Regions from separate parts of the Mus musculus genome. Here region 1 is linked to region 2. A link is a loop called in an ENCODE intact Hi-C map of the cell type or tissue named here. Cell type or tissue: left cerebral cortex. All regions are shown on one strand.

Region 1 (2,500 bases), 160 kb after region 2:
GGTCATCTCTCATTTGTTGCCCACACAGTCCCGTCTCAATTGACACTAGCTCACATGACACTTTTTAGGGACATTCACACTATAGTAACAATAGTCCAAGCTGCAAAAGATGTACTCTTCCAGTGTTTTTCCCAGTCAGTAGAAATCAGTGATGGCTGCAGCCTAAGAATGTTTCCTCTATTATTTTGCATACACGTTCTTGTCAGCTTCCGTCCTCGCTCTCCACTCCATCTACCTTGGTCCAAATGTCACCAGCAGGAGCTCATCTGTGAACTAAGCTGTCTAGACTCATTGACACTGGAAAAGCAACTATCAGCTATTGAAATAAATGTGGACAATCTGGAGTTGTTGTTCTGTTCAGACCAAGGCAGTGACGCCTACTCTACTGGGCATTAGATAGACTCTGGATTCATTCCACCAGCTCACTGCATTCCTTCAGCACAGGCCCTGGGGATGACTCTTGAGGTGGATAGACTGTGCATTCTCAGAAGACACAGTCACTTCCCAACCCCATCCTGAAGGTTGCAGGCAGCTAGTGAGAGGCTCAGAATGCTGGGGACTCTGCTTTCCAGAGCCTTGGCTCTGCTGATCCAGTGGGTTCATGAAGTGATTAACATTCCTCAAGAAGAAACGAAGGTGAAGTGACTCAGAGCAGATTAGGAGAAAAGACTGGAGTCCCTCTCAGAATTCTTGGTATGCTGGTTGGCAGGATTCCTGTTGCCCCAAGGCAGACCTTCTCCTCTAAGCTCATAAACTTCCAAACACACAAATCATGTCCATGTAGCTATTGAGTCCTTCCCTTCGTTTGCAGAAGACATGATAAAAAAGCAAAGAGAAAGAAGAGGAGGGAGGGGAGAGAGAGAGAGAGAATTTTATACCCCACCAGGACTCCAACTTTTAGACTTAGAAAATGACAAGCCTGCCAGGCATCCCAAGTCACTGTGTATCAGACTCTTTCAGTTTGCTCTAGTTGACAGAAACAAAACAAAACAAAAAGACTGTTGACAGTACGGAAATGCCAAAAAAAGAGATTTACTTTTTGACTACTTCATATTCTATATCAGACTAACGTAATTCCAGCTAGCTCTCAGTTCCTATTATGTTCAATTTCCACTTTTCTAATGAAAGAAAAATTTAAATGACTCTTGGCAGGCAAGCTATTTGAATAAAGAAATCAATGTCAAAATATTTCTGGTGTAACATTTGTAAGCAAATGTTCACAAAAATATTTATGTCAAATGTAGTCACTGGGAGCCAGACATGCCAGAATTCTTCAGCGCTTACTCGCACCAGGCAAACTTTGGGGCACTACAAATCTTCCCAGTGGCTAAGTCCCTCTAGATACATATTCTCTAATAAAACGTACAAAACCGTAGGATTATATATCCTTCCCACACCACTTCCAACTGTCTGTGGGCTGAATAGCCAGCACTGTCAAAGTCCGTGTGCACACAGAGCTGATTTCTACTGACTGGGAAAAACACTGGAAGAGTACATCTTTTGCAGCTTGTACTATTGTTACTATAGGGTGAATGTCCCTAAAAAGTGTCATGTGAGCTAGTGTCAATTGAGACGGGACTGTGAAAACCATACAAGGCAGATTGTCACTGATATTTACATGTAGTTACCAGGGAGACAACTGTATATTCTAAATCCTCGGCTTGGCTGTGATTTGGTTATCAGGTCTGGCGGAAGCTGCTCAATCATGAGTCTGCTGTCTCATAGAAAGAGGATGGGGAGGAAGCAGAGGACCGCATCAGTGCTGGGATCCTTAGCCTCCCTCCGTGAGCGGTCCCTCCCGCTTTACACTCTCATCCCCATCTCTTTATACAAACCCGTGCTGAGAGGTATGAGCCTAACCAGAGAAGACAGGCACGTACAAAGAATGACACATCCCCAAACGAGGTTCATTTATATAATGAAAATAAATTCTTACACCATCAACAAAAACACACCAAGGATATTTTTTTTTTGCGAAAAATATTTTTTAAATAAATTTTTGTTTTTTTTTTTGTTTTGTTTTTTTACATTCTGATATACATATGTAACAAGGTGTATGGCACTGTAACCAGAATCAAATCAAAAGAAAGACAAATAAAAGGGGATGAGGAAGAAAGGGGGGGGGGAGAAGGAGAAAGGAGGGAGGGGAAGCCACTGGTACTGTTGAATGCCTGTCTCCAACGCCACTCCTCACTCAGCTGCCAGCTCTCCCTCAGCTGCACACTCCAAACACCATTTTTATTGCACGAGTGCCAGCAAAGGCACATGGTAGAATGGTCAGTTTCCTTCTGCCAAACAAACAAACAAACAAACAAACAAAAAGTTCTCTCAGACCCACAGAAGGGGAAAAGATATCCGGAGCATAGAACACACAAAACCGACACTAGCCTGTCTCCCCAGAGAAGGTGTGAGGCGAGCCGAGTCCACTGAGCTTGCCGGCCCTTTCTTCACACCAGTGAGCACAACTGGGCACGGTTTGGCAGGGTTTGCTTTTGACATG
Region 2 (2,500 bases):
AGTCAAAGGCCTTTGCAACCGTGCAGTGTAGGTGCTCTGACTGAGCTGGTGCAGCAGCCAACCGCGATGTCAGTAAAGGGCTTGCTTGCCTTATAAGCATGAGGATTAAGTTCAACCCCTCAGAGCCCATATAAAAAGCCAGGCATGGTGGTGTCTGCCTGCGATGTCTGCTGGAGAGGAGACAGGCAGAGTCCTGGGGATTGAGGAGATAGAGACAGGCAGACCCTGGGGTTTGGGAAGGTGGAAGCAGGCAGAACCACAGGTTTCCAGCACCAGCCAACCTTACCTCCCTGATAAGTTCCAGGCCAGTGAGATGTCTCAAAACCAGGTGTATGACATCAGAGGAATGACAGTGAGATCTGACCTCTCCAGACCCACACTCACACTGTTGTCTTAGCTTAAAGACCTGAACAGTAACGGAAGTGACTGTGAGCCTTCCAAACCCAAGCCTTAACAGTCACTAAAATCTGCATTGTCCCCTCAGCAACATCTATAATGACCATTGGCTCCCTCCTGCTGCTCAGATTTGTCTCTAACAGGATGACACGTGCATTTCCTTAACAACGTGCTTCTCTTAGTTCTTGTATTTGCTGTGTGTCTGCGGAGAAATCGCTCGCGTCTCTGGGCTTCAGTTCTTTGAACACACTGGGAGTATATATCTAGCCTATTTGATTGGCATGATTATTTTGAGGATCTGATGGTGTGTTCTAGACCAAACAACACACGTTTTCTTCCATATGTGGGTTCTTCGTGTGGCAGGCACATAGAACCATATATGTACTGATGATGTGAAAGTGGAGGTGAAAGTCTTTGGGGAGCAGAGAGGGGTTCACAGGAGTGAGAAGGCAAGAAACACTGCAGGCAGCAGGTGTTGAATTGTCCCAGAGGTCCAGTTTCCTCATCTATGTGACTCCAGGGCTGGCTGCAGACATGCTGACCTCCCCCATCTCTGTCGGCACAGGGCACATGTCGGCCTACCCCTCCTTGTTCACTTCTGTGCATCCCTCTGACCATGGATTCTGACAGGACTGTATCTGGGTATCCATCCTTTTCCATTTCTCCTGTTGAACCAGGAAGTAGATTCTCCCCAGCTGGAAAGCGCTTCCTTTCTCTTTTCAGGAAGTGGCCTGAACTCAATCTCTTCACCCCTTTCACTCTCATGGCTAATTCTAGAAGGATCCTGAATGTGCGCACCTCCGTGGGGTAAAGGCGGTCCATAAGGACGCCCTTTAACTCCTCTGACTACCAGATTGTGGGCTCACTGGGGCCCCTGGCCTGCCTGACGGGTCCTTTCAACCTTCCTCCGAGGGCCAGTCTGTGACTGCACAGAAGAGGGCGCTCTTGTGCAGAGCCGGGACTGGCTTGCCGGGAGGAGTTTCCCGGTTCCTGTTAAGCCTGTGACCTCTGCTGAGGATATTAGATAAAAGGGATCATCACCACTGCCTGCATGTTCTGCAAAATGCAGACAAAACCCGCCAAACTGATAAAATGTTAGGGAACGCCTGGCGAGGCGGAAGGCTGCTCTCCCATCTTCCTGTCCTCCAATGGTCTGAGAGGATGCGGCCAGCTTTTATCAGCTTCCTCCCCTTCCAGCACGCTCACCTCTGTGAAAACCATCAAAGAATGGGGATAAAAACAGTCGTGTGTTTGTTCCAGAGTCTGAGGACTGCTCTCGCTGTTTTGGAAATTACTTACCAGGAACTCATTTTGTCAAACAGACATTTACTGAAAGCCGGGTGTTCAGCTTTTTGACACTTTCAGGAGCAGGCTTCAAGCTCCTTCCTTGCCTGGGCTCTGCTTCCCTCTCTAGTCTAGTTTCCCGATAATTGCCTGTGCGCTGGTTCTTCCCGCCTCCGGCTTTATTGTCACATTCCCATTTTGCTAGAATTATTTTTCTGGCTCCTTTTTTTATTATAATCTTCAGAGCTCAGCATAAATGTCATGTTCTCAAAGATTTTCCCGGGTGTATGCAGTATTCAGAGTTCCACGGATAGGGAAAACAAGAGGAAATGGACAGAGGGATGGAAGATAGACTGATAGACTTATATGATATTGGCATACATTCAAGATATATATGCTATATACAGATAAATTAGTATTGACATGTTCAAGATACATTGAGTGTATGTTCCAGGAATAATATGAAAATACACACACGGTAAAGAGATAGGTTATTTATTTGTGTCTCTTTCTCTCCATAAATGTGTGTGTGTGTGTGTGTGTGTGTGTGTGTGTGTGTGTGTGTGTTGTACTTACAGAGGCTAAATCCTAATGTACACAGGAGGCAAACTGGAAACCCTGGAGAACCGACGGTGTGCTTCTGGCCCAGCTGTTATTGTCTATTCTCATCAATATTCAGAGACTGATTTCCCAGCTGATTTCAAAGAGGCCGAGGGAAAGGGAAAAGGGGAGGGAGAGAGAGAGGAGAGGGAGAGGTAGGGAGGAGGGAGAGGGAGGGGGAGAGACAGACAGGGAGACAGAGACGGGGGGTGAGAAACAG

What was found. A loop is a pair of places that touch in the nucleus more often than their neighbours do. Peaks named below come from ENCODE experiments on the same cell type or tissue, not always from the same donor. Only the 100,000 strongest peaks of a DNase experiment are listed, where the experiment ranks them.
Region 1: it touches region 2 in a loop (2.8-fold over the local background); 3 of 42 quality-filtered maps call a loop at or near these places.

Annotation. Positions count from the first base shown.
Region 1 is chr1:184,075,024-184,077,523 of GRCm38, reverse strand. Dusp10 (dual specificity phosphatase 10) reads right to left here. Exons shown (of 4, transcript NM_022019.6): 4 at 1,888-2,500. Among named protein-coding and RNA genes, the nearest start is that of Dusp10, 42 kb to the right of the region's middle. In left cerebral cortex, no CTCF peak of the experiment used is centred here; a DNase peak (open chromatin) is centred at 1,442.
Region 2 is chr1:184,234,630-184,237,129 of GRCm38, reverse strand. No RefSeq gene overlaps it. Among named protein-coding and RNA genes, the nearest start is that of Gm34177, 94 kb to the left of the region's middle. In left cerebral cortex, a CTCF peak has its summit at 1,324 (motif pointing right); a DNase peak (open chromatin) is centred at 1,351; H3K4me3 peaks cover 316 bases.